2 separate regions of the Homo sapiens genome follow, and region 2 is linked to region 1. Evidence: chromatin loops called from intact Hi-C (ENCODE). Cell type or tissue: dorsolateral prefrontal cortex. All regions are shown on one strand. Each heading gives the region's core, and the rest is flanking DNA. Links, peaks and the distances in the headings are about the cores only.

What was found. Peaks named below come from ENCODE experiments on the same cell type or tissue, not always from the same donor. Only the 100,000 strongest peaks of a DNase experiment are listed, where the experiment ranks them.
Region 2: it touches region 1 in a loop (6-fold over the local background); 1 of 110 quality-filtered maps calls a loop at or near these places.

The regions. Positions count from the first base shown.
Region 1 is chr1:196,893,873-196,901,530 of GRCh38, reverse strand. All of the region lies in intron 1 of CFHR4 (complement factor H related 4), which reads right to left. Among named protein-coding and RNA genes, the nearest start is that of CFHR4, 9.6 kb to the right of the region's middle. RefSeq lists a silencer at 3,778-4,072. In dorsolateral prefrontal cortex, for the core only: no CTCF peak of the experiment used is centred there; no DNase peak of the experiment used is centred there; H3K4me3 peaks cover 1,357 bases; H3K27me3 peaks cover 1,167 bases.
Region 2 is chr1:197,099,322-197,106,979 of GRCh38, reverse strand. It overlaps ASPM (assembly factor for spindle microtubules), which reads left to right. Exons shown (of 28, transcript NM_018136.5): 18 at 1,795-6,549. Among named protein-coding and RNA genes, the nearest start is that of F13B, 36 kb to the right of the region's middle. In dorsolateral prefrontal cortex, for the core only: no CTCF peak of the experiment used is centred there; no DNase peak of the experiment used is centred there; H3K4me3 peaks cover 1,454 bases; H3K27ac peaks cover 2,500 bases.

The DNA of each region.
Region 1 (7,658 bases), core at 2,491-4,990:
AAAAAATTCCAACATATGCACCACACACACACGCACAATATTGTTTATTATCTCCATTATTCTTTAGTCCACTGGTTTATTGTCTTTCTTTCTTATTTTTTCATTAGCGAGATTTTCAGGCAGTTTCTACAGTCTTGTTTTGTGGATTATAAATGTTGAATTCTTGCATCTCTTAAGTATCTTCATTTAAAAGATACGTGAGTAACTTCTCTAGGTATAGATTCTTGGCCTACAGTCCATATTTCTCTTCACCATTTTTTTTTTGCCACATTTTTGAAACTTCCAATGTGGAAGTTCAAATATTCATTCAGTTTCATTGCTTATAAATAGCATCTTAATTACTCTGATTTTAGGGTATAAATCCTCAGCTGTGCTGTTTTTGAAGCTTAGCTCAAGACTTCTTTCCCCTATTGCAATAGTCAAATAAAATCTGTCTTGTCATATTAACAAGTGTCAGATGAATAATTTGTCTTTAACACATCTGGCGTTCATCAATCTATTTCTTTTTGTTTGATTAGAAAAATTTTTCAACCGGTTTCTACAGATTAGTTATGCCGATTATAACTTTGAATCCTTGCATGTTGTAAATGTCTTTAACAAAGACCTGGGAACAATAACTTGTCTTTGTATAGTTTCTTGGCCTATATCCATATCTCTCATTGTTGATAGATTTTGCCCCCCATTTTTTGAACTTCCAAAGTTGAGCTTAAAATGCCTCATTTAGTTTCATTCCTTCTATGTTACATTCTGTTGTTTCCCCCCGACCACTGTTTGGATATTTGTATTATTTTCTCTTTACCTTTGAACTTTGCAAATTTCATCATGATACATTATGATACTTCAACATAGATCATTTAACACTAATTCCACCTTGGACAAGCTTGAGTCTTTGGATTTGCAGGAAGTGAGCCTTAAAAAACTCAATTAAAATTTCCATTAAGTGGTAGAGCAGAGATTTAAACTTTAGTTTTCTGATTTCAGAACAAGTATAGTTATCTATCTCATGATGGTGTTTCATAGAATGTAAATAACATAGTCTGCTGAGATTTCTTTTCAAAAAATCAAAAAGGAAGTATAATTAAAAGTAGCTATCATTATCATTAATACCACAAGCTTGAGCCACTTCATGACTTTTCTTTTTTACTGAGAAAATTTAAACCATTTTTATCTTTCTCATATGGTAGTTCTCTAAAGCAAAAAAAAAAAAAAAAAATTCCACCTATGATCTGATTGGCACTGAAGTCAGCAGAACTTAGAGCAGCCTCATTCTATTTCTTAGTCTTCTACCATGTGAATTGTAGACTCACAAGCAGTTATGATGGTTCTATCACAATGTTAACTCAAACTGACCTTAACGTTGATTAAAATACTCACTAATTTTTATAGTGGTTGCTAATCTGTTTGTACTAGTACTGCTGATTCCTTTGACCCAAGACCAGGATCTTACAGTTACCACTACTAAATTTAATTTTTTTAGATTTAGCTTTGCACGTAGGATTCTTCTGGAATTATGAATCTATACTAATGCAGATTCACTGTCACCATCTGCTGTAGCATTTCATTTGTGAATTTATACTGCATTTCTCCTAAACCGTTAAACTATGGGCAGACACAAAAGAGTAATGAAGCCTGAGAATAAAATGCTGTATCTGATAATCAGGTAAAACATTTAATAAAACTGCAAACTACTTGATAAATCATCAAACCAGTCAATTTCTCCATCTTTTCCACACAAATTTCAGAAGGTCACTTGCGAAATACTTTTGCAGAAAACCAGATATAGCTGGCATTCAGTTGGTCCAGAAGCATTTGGGCTGATCTAGCATTTTCATAAGCCAACTATAGAATAATTATTTATTTACCTTATAGTTTTTATGCACAGTGAAATTGGTTTCACAGTTACAATAGCTACCTTTCTTAAGAACTCATGCTTTTGACAATTCATCTGGGTTTGGGCACGATAATCCGAACACCTTGGGAGGCCAAGGTGGGAGGACTGCTTGAGGCCCAGTTTGAGATCAGCCTAAGCATCACAGCAAGACCTTGTGTCTACAGAATAAAAATAAAAAAGTAACTGGGCATGGTGGCACATGCCTATATTCCCAACTGCTTAGGAGGTTGCAGTGGGAAGATCATTTGAGCCAAGGAGGTCAAGATTGCAGCGACGTATACTGCGCTGCTGCACTCCAGCCTGGGCAACAGAGGAAGACCTTGTTTTAAAAAGAAGAGGAAAGAACATTTTTCTGTCATGGACTATCCACTTTAAGTATGGTTCACCTTTACAATGCACTGCAAGATAGAAAAAAAAAAGAATATGTTTGTAGAGACAGAAAAAATCTTGAAAAAGGCAAAGGAACCATCATAGAAATAAAACACCCTATTGACGTGAGAGACATTTTGCTACATTTGATGATTGTGGAAATTCCACAAATTCTTCAATACTCCTTCCTCAAAATAGTGGAGCCTAATTCTCCTCCACTTGTTGTGTGCTGGACTTAGTGACTCATTTCTGAAGAATAAATATGGCTCAGGTGAGAGTGTGTGACTAGGTGATAAATGACATGAAGGCTTCCTCCTACTCCTCACTCTCTCTGTCTTGAATCTTTAGCTCTGGAGAAATGTAGTTGCCATTCAAGCAACCTGTGGAGGGGACAATGTGGTAAGGTACTGGGACCTCCTACCAAAATCTGTGTGAGTGAGCCATGTTGGAAGCAGATCCTGCAGCCCAGCCAAGTTGTCAGGTCACTGCAGCCCAGGCCAACATCCTTGGCAACGACACAGGAGAGCATCTGACACAGAACTAAACAGTAAAGTCACTCCCAAATGCCTGACCCACAAAATCTGTGAGAAAATAAAGGTTTATTGTTTTAAGCAAATATGTTTTTAGCAAAATATGTTTCACAACCATACATAACTAATATACTAGGCTTTAGAGGGTGCTAGTCTCACCCAGTGTATTATTTTGGACATTGGAAGAATAGAGAAATATCTATTCATATACACACATCCATCTGTATAATTCTGAGTAGCAAACATTAAAGAGAATTTTAGTTTACAATAATTGTTTTAAATTCTACTTAGAATTATCTACTTTGGAAAGCAAAGACTTCTCAAAACTCCATATACTAAAATATTGAAATTTATTGTCTCCCCTTTTTTTGTGTTTAAGAGAAAGTAATTTCAGATTTTAAATGTAAGTCAGTATATGGACTGGAACTTACTGCTACATCCTGGAGCACGTAGGTACCCACCCACTACTAGTGCATTTGCCCTGTTTCCCTGGGTTGTAGGATAAAAGCCATCTATAAACTCACATATGATTAAATCTTCAATTCTGTGTTTTGTCTTTTCAGGTGTGTAGACATCATTTTGAATATAAGGAGGATTACATTTTTTTTTTTCTGAAAAGAAAACGGCTGTGTGGACTATGTAGAAATCACTACCCATTAAAATAAAGTACATTCTTGCTAGAAACACAGTAAAAATGCAAATAAGGAAGGCCTGAGTAAGGACTTACAGTGTTAACCATCCATGTATTCCACACAGAAGTCTTTCAGCTTTTCTCCTTGAGTACACATATCTTAGCTCTGGTTGATTTAGTGAGAGTCTTTGATACGGAAAGGAGACAGGCAAATACTGGTTAGAAGAGGGCGATTCCCTGTCAAAGGCCCCACCCCGACCCTAAATGAGGACAGGCATGTCTGTTTTCCTGTCCAAAATGTTGCCTTTTGGCCCTCCATGCTCCTCATCCAGCCCCCATATAAACCCAACACCTTAGCGGGCACACATACGCGGCTGAACAATCACAGCGGAACAAGGCAGCAGAGAAAGAGAGAAGAGCAGGAATGTCTGGATGCCGAGGGAAATGAGTTCCGCTAGGGGAGGTCGGAGAAAAATCTGGCCGCTGGGTGGCCTAACTCCAGGGGAAGACCACCTTCCCACTCCATCCCCCACTTCGGGCTCCCTATCCAACTTGCTGAGAACCACCGCCATCACTCAATAAAACCTTGCAGTCATCCTTTGAGCCCGCATGTGATCCAATTCTTTAGGACCACTGGGCAAGAGCTCAGGATACAGAAGTCTGTCACACTGGCCCCAGGCTCTTGAGATAAGGCAGAGGGTCCATTGAGCGGATTAACACACAAGCCGTCTGCAGACAGCAAATCTGAGTTTTGTAACACGCGTCCACTTGGGCGTCTGTACTCACAGACGCCTACCCTAGACGCTGCCGTGGGGCCAGAGCTCAAAAGCACTCATGCCGGCCTCTGCACCTGCCCGTCTGCAAGCTGCCCCTAGGGGTTTGAGCTGCGGGGCGACAAAGCAGATAACACCCCTCTCGCACGTCCTGCGAGGGGAATCAGGGAACTCCCCCATTTCATCTTGATTGAAAGACAAAGGTGCTTTCACCAGTTCAGTCCTTTTCTTTTTTTCTTTCTGTTCCCTTCCATCGGAATTCAGAGCCCTGCCTTTTCTTCTCAGAACGACTCAATGGAGGGAGCTAGTAGTGTTTATGTTTGATACCTAATGTAAATGATGAGTGCAGCAAACCAACACAGCGTATTTATACATATGTAACAAACCTGCACGTTGTGCACATGTACCCTAGAACTTAAAGTATAATAATAATAATAAAAAAGATTAAATTCATTAGCTTGTTATTCTATTTACTGAAAGCAATCTAAGAAATATAGAAAAAGAAATCTGGGAAGATGGCGGAGGAGGAAACACCTGGAATCTGACTCCTCACCTTTACAGTTGCATGGCCAGAATTTGTCTGATTGTACTATTTTTGGAGTCTATTGAAGCCCTACAACTTCTAGGGATGACTTGGATCGTAAGTTGCACTCACATTCAGTCAATTTTAGCTCCTAGCACAGTGTCATATGTTCATACCACGCTCCTTAGCCACATGGCAGGCAGCTGTATGTGTATTTATGGAGCAACCTGCACATAGCAGCGGGGAGCCAGAGTGTCGAAAACAACTCGATTCTTCAAATATTTGAGATTTGTGCTCTGATTGCTGGGTTCTTTGATCACAGAGATGCAGACAGAAAGATAGGCGGCCATTGTTTTTCGGCTTTCTCCATTGTTGCAAGCCCCTCCCCTTGGCTGATGTGAATTTGTCCAAGGGGAGATACACTAGGATATTCCAAAGCAACCGCATGAATGGGGAAAATTAGAAAATGACTATGAACACTTAGCAAAAAGTGCAGGCTTGGAAAACACTGGAGACAACCTAAAGTCTATGCTACAGGCTAATTCTTGACACAGACATAGCCTACTATATTCAGACAAAAACAATAAATGAAAACAATGCAGGAAGCCCCTCAACAAACATGTAGAAGGAGGAGAATCTGATTCCCATTGTTACCCATTATTAGATTAAAAAGTTCAGTTTTCCACAAAAAGAATATTTTGGCAGCCAGACACTAAACACTAGGATGTTCCAAAGCAACTGCATGAATGGGGAAAATTAGAAAATGACTATGAACACTTAGCAAAAAGTGCAGGCTTGGAAAACACTGGAGACAACCTAAAGTCTATACTACCGGCTAATTTGTGACACAGACATAGCCTACAACATTCAGACAAAAACAATAAATGAAAACAATGCAGGAAGCCCCTCAACAAACATGTAGAAGGAGGAGAATCTGATTCCAGTTGTTACCCATTATTAGACTAAAATGTTCAGTTTTCAACAAAAAAATTATGTCATACAAAGAAATAGGAAAGTATGGCCTATTAAAAGAAAAAAAATAAACTGAAAGTTTCCCTGAAAAAGCTCTGATGGTAGGTCTATTAGAAACTTTAAAATAACTGTATTAAAGATACTGAAAGAAGTAAAGAAAGATGTGAAGAAAGAAAATGATGTATGATCAAAATGGAAATATGAATAAAGGGATAGAAAGCCTGAAAAGGAAACAAAAAGAAATTCTGAAAGTACAATAATTAAAAGGAAAAAAATCAAAAAAGAGATTCAGAGGCATAGTAGAGCAGGCAGATGAAAGAATTAACAATTTTAGAAAAACCAAAATTATTGAATCTGAATAACAGAAAAAGAAATTAAAGTATAAAGTGAAAAGAATCTAAGGAACATGGGACACCAGGAAGCAGACCAACACACACAAAGTGGATTTCGGAAGGAGAAGAGAAAGATGAATAGAGAATGTTTGAAGAAATAATGGCATTAATAGAGACCCTCAATAAACTTAATGAACTTAATGAGATTAACTCAAAGAGATAGATATCAAGATACATTATAATCAAACTTTAATTTAATTAAGTTTTTTAATTTGTAGTGATAGGGTCTTGCTCTGTCACCCAGGGAGGAGTGCAGTGGTGTGATCATAGCTCACTGCAATCTCAAATTCCTAGTCTAAAGCAATCCTCCTGCCTCAGTCTCTTGAATTGTAAGGACTACAGGCATGCTCTACTATATCAGGCTAACTTTTTTCTTTAATATAATTTTTTTTGACAGGGTCATGCTCTGGCACCCAGGCCAGAATGCAATGATGTGATCACACCTTACTGTAGCCTCGACCTCCTGGGCTCAAGTGATCCTTCCACTTCAGCCTCTTGAGTAGCTGGGACTACAGGTGCATTTCACCATACCTGAATAATTTGTTGTTGTTGTTGTTGTTTTTAGAGACAGGGTTTTGCCATGCTTGCCAGGCTGACCTCAAACTTCTGGCCTCAAGCAACTCTCCCCATTCAGTCTTCCAAAGTGCTGGCGTTACAGGAATGAGCCACTATACTTGGTCATAATCAAATTTTTAAATAGCAAAGACACAGAGAGAGTCTTGTATGCAGCAAGAGAGAAGCAATTTCTCACAGGTAAGTATTTCTTAGTCAGATTATTAGCAGATTTCTCATCAGAAGTTTATAGGCCAGAGGCATTGGGCCAATATGTTCAAAACGCTAAAAGAAAAAAAACGTCTTTCAACTAAGAATCCCATATCTGTCAAAAGTGTCCTTCAAAAGTGAAGGAGAAATTAATTCATTCCCAGATAAACAAAAGCTGAGGGAGTTTGAGACCACTAGACTTGCCTTTCAAGAAATGTCTAATAGAGTCCTGAAGGGTAAAGTGAAATAATACTAGACAGTAACTGGACATTGCAGGAAGAAATAATGACCTCAATAAAGGTAAATACATGGGCAATTTAAAAAGGCTAGCATTATGGTAACAATGGTTTTTGTCTCCATTTTTTGTTTTTCTATATGATTTAAGAGACCAGTGAAGTTTAGAAAAACAATTATTAACCTAAAAGCTTTTATTGTTGTAACTTTGGTTTAAAACTCCATATTTCATTTTCTACATAATTTAGGAAACCAATGCATTTAAGTGAATTATTAAGTTTTGGGCACATGATGTGTAAAGATGAAATTCTGTGACATTAACAACGGAAAAGGGGGGATAGAGCAGTTTTTCTATATTAGCGAAGTTAAGCAGGTGCAATTTAACTGAGAGTGTTGTAATATATAATAGGTGTAAATGAGAGTTAATATTCAGCTTCGGAGGAATTTTAAGAAACCATTGGAGAAATTTTTGTGTTATCTTCCCAGCTGTTAAGAGTTATCATGGAAGCACATAGAGAGATTAGGTCTGTGTCACCTGAGTCTTAGAATTCATGTAATAAACAAAATTCCCTTCTAAGCTA
Region 2 (7,658 bases), core at 3,249-5,748, 200 kb before region 1:
GGCACAGGTTATAGTTACTGGGAGAGATGAAGAATTGGGCTGTTAATGCACTCAACCTGCTGCAGATATCTGTGGTAGAGTAGAAAGAACATTTGATTTTGGTGTAATAATGTAGATCCTAAGATCAATTATTTTTATTTGCTGTGGGACTTTGCAAAAAGTTTTGTAACATTAGTGTTCCTTTCTTTAAGTGAAGAAACAATGCCAACTTAATGTATTTTTGTGAGAATTAAGTGAGAAAATTGTATGTAATGTGTTCCTTAGTAAAAGCTATTTATTTTTAAGAATTGTATGACAATGGTGAAAAAATTGCTATTGTAATAAGCAAAACTGTTAGGAGAGGAGATGATCATATCTTCCATGTTATATATCAACATTGATTAACATTTCAGTAATGGAGTAGTAATAGTAATGTAGAAAAAGTGATTATTAAAGTATAAAACAATCTGTACACACTGATTCTTCAATTTCTTAGTTTGAGGATTTTACATAGAAATATCTGTTGGGGGTGGGTGCTCAAAAGAAAAATAATATCTGAATTTCTGAGTACTATTACTGCTTTACTTTGCCCTAATTTAAAGCAAGTTAATACTTTATGTAGAGTTTATTGTTTTCAAAATACTTTTGTACAAATAAGTTTGACTGTTGTTGGATAAATATTTTGACAACTTGTGCATCTCTTCTTGGTAAGATAAAATGTATACAATCATTTCCTGTCAGGTTGAAGAGTATGAACAAAACCTCAGGTAACATTTAGTAGAGGAAGAAGACAATAAAACTTACAGGAAAAGGGTCAGGAAAAGGGATGTGCATGTTCTCCTTAAGCTTCCTCACCCATGGATAGGTATGCTTAGGCCAGTGATAGCTGCAAGCAAACTCGATACTGCTATAGGAGAGCGAGGTACCCAGTCCCTATATTACTCTACTTATATGCGAGAAAAAGTAAGATGTAGTAGAGAACAACCTCTCCATGCCACCCCCAATCTCAGCAATGTTTGGAGTGTTTGTACAAAGGAATGGTCTTATTGCTAAAACATCTAGAACTTGACTACCATTAGCCTGGGACCATTTTAGATACCAGCAACTGGAATTAGCTTGAGAGTTTGTAGCTCTTTTTGTTGAGCCAACATACAGTTGGATTAGCCATTGTAACCATGGCTTTTCAAAAGACAAAAGTTTTGTCATTTCTCAAGTCTTTCTAGAATTCTACTTTTAAGCCATGTATTTATAGTTCCTAAATTTGGGAAAAGGAAGTAATTTTATTCTTAATGAAAATAATGACTCTGAGAGTGATCTGGTTTATTTATTCCTAAATTCCTATATTTATATTATCAGGCCTGTAATGTGATAATGCAGGATCCTTCACATAAACAGTTTCTAGTCATTATAAGGTAGCTTAGAAACATTGAAGTAAGGGGACCATATAAGGCCCAGAAATAAACTCATAGGAAATTACTTAGAATCAATAGATAGCAAAGAATATTACTATAGTTTTATTTTGACTCTTTTGCTTGTAATATAACATAAACTTGCTTATGTTTCTTATGATTCTGGCATACAAATGCAGTATTTAAATATAATGAAGATTTGGATGGATTTCTGAATTGGCTACAGGTATATCAATGTAAAACCTAAACTAAAAACAAAAGAGACAAATATCTCACAAAAATAATTAGTTTTCTAATTCAATGTGTTTATTTTTAAGCAGAATGTTAGAAAAATTAGTATTTTGAAAAGTGTTAAATATAGAAAGCTATGCCTATTTTACTTTGTGTCCTTTCTTACCTTTTCCAGGGATATTGGAGAAGATATTCCACTAGACAAAGATTTCTGAAATTGAAATATTATTCAATCATCCTGCAATCTAGGATAAGAATGATAATTGCTGTTACATCTTATAAACGATATCTTTGGGCTACAGTTACAATTCAGAGGCATTGGCGTGCTTATTTAAGAAGAAAACAAGATCAACAAAGATATGAAATGCTAAAATCATCAACTCTTATAATCCAATCTATGTTCAGAAAATGGAAGCAACGTAAAATGCAATCACAAGTAAAAGCTACAGTAATATTGCAAAGAGCTTTTAGAGAATGGCATTTAAGAAAACAAGCTAAAGAAGAAAATTCTGCTATTATCATACAATCATGGTATAGAATGCATAAAGAATTACGGAAATATATTTATATTAGATCTTGTGTTGTTATCATTCAGAAAAGATTTCGGTGCTTTCAAGCCCAAAAGTTATATAAAAGAAGAAAAGAGTCCATACTAACCATCCAGAAGTACTACAAAGCATATCTGAAAGGAAAGATTGAGCGCACCAACTATTTGCAGAAACGAGCTGCAGCCATTCAATTACAAGCTGCTTTTAGGAGACTGAAAGCTCATAATTTATGTAGACAAATTAGAGCTGCTTGTGTTATTCAGTCATACTGGAGAATGAGACAAGACAGAGTTCGATTTTTAAACCTTAAGAAGACTATTATCAAATTTCAGGCACATGTAAGAAAACATCAACAACGACAGAAATATAAGAAGATGAAGAAAGCAGCTGTTATAATTCAGACTCATTTCCGAGCTTATATTTTTGCCATGAAAGTTCTAGCATCTTACCAGAAAACACGCTCTGCTGTCATTGTGCTGCAGTCTGCATATAGAGGGATGCAAGCCAGGAAAATGTATATTCACATCCTCACATCTGTTATAAAGATTCAATCATATTATCGTGCTTATGTTTCTAAAAAGGAATTTTTGAGCCTAAAAAATGCTACAATAAAATTGCAGTCAACTGTTAAGATGAAACAAACACGTAAACAATATTTGCATTTAAGAGCAGCTGCACTATTTATCCAGCAATGTTACCGTTCCAAAAAAATAGCTGCACAAAAGAGAGAAGAGTATATGCAGATGCGGGAATCTTGTATCAAACTGCAAGCATTTGTTAGAGGATACCTTGTCCGAAAGCAGATGAGGTTACAAAGAAAAGCTGTTATTTCACTACAGTCTTATTTCAGAATGAGAAAGGCTCGGCAGTATTATCTGAAAATGTATAAAGCAATTATTGTCATTCAGAATTACTATCATGCATACAAAGCACAGGTCAATCAGAGGAAGAACTTCTTGCAAGTCAAAAAAGCAGCTACTTGCTTGCAAGCAGCTTACAGAGGTTATAAAGTACGCCAGCTAATCAAACAACAATCTATAGCTGCTCTTAAAATTCAGTCTGCTTTTAGAGGCTATAATAAAAGGGTAAAATATCAATCTGTGCTTCAATCTATAATAAAGATTCAGAGATGGTACAGGGCGTACAAGACTCTTCATGATACAAGAACACATTTTTTGAAGACAAAGGCAGCTGTGATTTCCCTCCAGTCTGCTTATCGTGGCTGGAAGGTTCGGAAACAGATTAGAAGGGAACATCAAGCTGCCTTGAAGATTCAGTCTGCTTTTAGAATGGCCAAGGCCCAGAAACAGTTTAGATTGTTTAAAACAGCAGCATTAGTCATCCAGCAAAATTTCAGAGCATGGACTGCAGGAAGGAAGCAATGTATGGAGTATATTGAACTCCGTCATGCGGTACTGGTGCTTCAATCTATGTGGAAGGGAAAAACACTGAGAAGACAGCTTCAAAGGCAACATAAATGTGCTATCATCATACAGTCATACTATAGAATGCATGTGCAACAAAAGAAGTGGAAAATCATGAAAAAAGCTGCTCTTCTGATTCAAAAGTATTATAGGGCTTACAGTATTGGAAGAGAACAGAATCATTTATATTTGAAAACAAAAGCAGCTGTAGTAACTTTACAGTCAGCTTATCGTGGTATGAAAGTGAGAAAAAGAATAAAGGATTGCAACAAAGCAGCAGTCACTATACAGTCTAAATACAGAGCTTACAAAACCAAAAAGAAATATGCAACCTATAGAGCTTCAGCTATTATAATTCAGAGATGGTATCGAGGTATTAAAATTACAAACCATCAGCATAAGGAGTATCTTAATTTGAAGAAGACAGCAATTAAAATCCAATCTGTTTATAGAGGTATTAGAGTTAGAAGACATATTCAACACATGCACAGGGCAGCCACTTTTATTAAAGCCATGTTTAAAATGCATCAGTCAAGAATAAGTTACCATACAATGAGAAAAGCAGCTATTGTTATTCAAGTAAGATGTAGAGCATATTATCAAGGTAAAATGCAGCGTGAAAAGTACCTGACAATTTTGAAAGCTGTTAAAGTCCTTCAGGCAAGTTTTAGAGGAGTAAGAGTTAGACGGACTCTTAGAAAGATGCAGACTGCAGCAACACTCATTCAGTCAAACTACAGAAGATACAGACAGCAAACATACTTTAATAAGTTAAAGAAAATAACAAAAACAGTACAGCAAAGATACTGGGCAATGAAAGAAAGAAACATACAATTTCAAAGGTATAACAAACTGAGGCATTCTGTAATATACATTCAGGCTATTTTTAGGGGAAAGAAAGCTAGAAGACATTTAAAAATGATGCATATAGCCGCAACTCTCATTCAGAGGAGATTTAGAACTCTAATGATGAGAAGAAGATTCCTCTCTCTCAAGAAAACTGCTATTTTGATTCAGAGAAAATATCGGGCACATCTTTGTACAAAGCATCACTTACAGTTCCTTCAGGTACAAAATGCAGTTATTAAAATCCAGTCATCATACAGAAGATGGATGATAAGGAAAAGGATGCGAGAGATGCACAGGGCTGCTACTTTCATCCAGTCTACTTTCAGAATGCACAGATTACATATGAGATATCAGGCTTTGAAACAGGCCTCCGTTGTGATCCAACAGCAATACCAAGCAAATAGAGCTGCAAAACTGCAGAGGCAGCATTATCTCAGACAAAGACACTCTGCTGTGATCCTTCAGGCTGCATTCAGGGGTATGAAAACTAGAAGACATTTGAAGAGTATGCATTCCTCTGCAACCCTTATTCAGAGTAGGTTTAGATCATTACTGGTGAGGAGAAGATTCATTTCCCTCAAAAAAGCTACTATTTTTGTTCAGAGGAAATATCGAGCCACCATTTGTGCCAAACATAAATTGTACCAATTCTTGCACTTAAGAAAGGCAGCCATTACAATACAGTCATCTTACAGAAGACTGATGGTAAAGAAGAAGTTACAAGAAATGCAAAGGGCTGCAGTTCTCATTCAGGCTACTTTCAGGATGTACAGAACATATATTACATTTCAGACTTGGAAACATGCTTCAATTCTAATTCAGCAACATTATCGAACATATAGAGCTGCAAAATTACAAAGAGAAAATTATATCAGACAATGGCATTCTGCTGTGGTTATTCAGGCTGCATATAAAGGAATGAAAGCAAGACAACTTTTAAGGGAAAAACACAAAGCTTCTATCGTAATACAAAGCACCTACAGAATGTATAGGCAGTATTGTTTCTACCAAAAGCTTCAGTGGGCTACAAAAATCATACAAGAAAAATATAGAGCAAATAAAAAGAAACAGAAAGTATTTCAACACAATGAACTTAAGAAAGAGACTTGTGTTCAGGCAGGTTTTCAGGACATGAACATAAAAAAACAGATTCAGGAACAGCACCAGGCTGCCATTATTATTCAGAAGCATTGTAAAGCCTTTAAAATAAGGAAGCATTATCTCCACCTTAGAGCAACAGTAGTTTCTATTCAAAGAAGATACAGAAAACTAACTGCAGTGCGTACCCAAGCAGTTATTTGTATACAGTCTTATTACAGAGGCTTTAAAGTACGAAAGGATATTCAAAATATGCACCGGGCTGCCACACTAATTCAGTCATTCTATCGAATGCACAGGGCCAAAGTTGATTATGAAACAAAGAAAACTGCAATTGTGGTTATACAGAATTATTATAGGTTGTATGTTAGAGTAAAAACAGAAAGAAAAAACTTTTTAGCAGTTCAGAAATCTGTACGAACTATTCAGGCTGCTTTTAGAGGCATGAAAGTTAGACAAAAATTGAAAAATGTATCAGAGGAAAAGATGGCAGCCATTGTTAACCAATCTGCACTCTGCTGTTACAGAAGTAAAACTCAGTATGAAGCTGTTCAAAGTGAAGGTGTTATGATTCAAGAGTGGTATAAAGCTTCTGGCCTTGCTTGTTCACAGGAAGCAGAGTATCATTCTCAAAGTAGGGCTGCAGTAACAATTCAAAAAGCTTTTTGTAGAATGGTCACAAGAAAACTGGAAACACAGAAATGTGCTGCCCTACGGATTCAGTTCTTCCTTCAGATGGCTGTGTATCGGAGAAGATTTGTTCAGCAGAAAAGAGCTGCTATCACTTTACAGCATTATTTTAGGACGTGGCAAACCAGAAAACAGTTTTTACTATATAGAAAAGCAGCAGTGGTTTTACAAAATCACTACAGAGCATTTCTGTCTGCAAAACATCAAAGACAAGTCTATTTACAGATCAGAAGCAGTGTTATCATTATTCAAGCTAGAAGTAAAGGATTTATACAGAAACGGAAGTTTCAGGAAATTAAAAATAGCACCATAAAAATTCAGGTATTTCTATATTTAATTTAAATATAAAACTGTGAGTCTTTCTTTTGACCAATATTTGTTAGAATGTATAAAATGAGCTTAAGCAGGTCATAAAGAATAGTACTTAGTTGAGGTGACCATTTATCTTCCAAAGTGGAACATTTTTGAAAGAGGGAAAGGGCACTAGTAAGTCAGCCAAGACAGCACAGAACGGGGATTGTTCTGGCCATGGTCACCCTATGTGTGGTGCATTTCAGTATGGGTTAATTGTAGCACTCTTAGAAGAATTTTGAGAAAATAGGAGTCCTGTATTTGGCAAAGTTATTTCTTTAAGTGGAAAATATAAGCTAAGATAAAGTATTATTTGGCATAATATAGGCAAAATAGAGTAACTTTGTTCCTCTAATAATCTATTAACCAGAGCTGTTTGCTGCTTAGGCTAGTAGACATACTTTATTCTGAGTGTTTAGTACTTTGGCTTCCAAATCAATTTTGTATTATTTTGTTTTGTCTATTTGCCAAATGTGTGAGGAATGTACAGTATTATCTCTTTTAAAATATGAAGGAAGTGATAAAGTTTAAGTAATTTGGCCAATGTTGCATAGAGAGAGGCAGATCCAGGAACTGAATCTAAGTACTTCAGCTATTTCTTTTTACCTGCAATAACCCAGGCTTTAACCCAGATGTGATATGTTCATATCTTACTGGATTACTGTTAAATTTAGAAATAATGTTTTAATTCAAGAAATGTCAAGTGCTAGAAATGTGCCAAATGCTGTAGTGGGTGTTATAAATAGACAATGAGTAAGATATACTTAGTTGCTGTCCTCAAGGAACTTAATTGAACAAGGAAGTATAATTATAATACAACATGAGAAGTGTATGTTTCAGGAAACACAGAATGGGAAATCAAGCTAGTCTCCATGGTCAGAGACTTCCCAGAGTGAGTAACATTTAAGTTGAAATGTTACACTGAAGTATGAATTAGAAATAGCCCAGTAAAAGGTATAGAAGAATATTCCAATTGCAAGAGATAACGTGGAAAAATCAAAAAACTAGAAACAATAAAAAGTGATATGGGACCAGGTTGGCAATAGAGGGAGTAAGATTGTGGATAGATTTTTAAGACA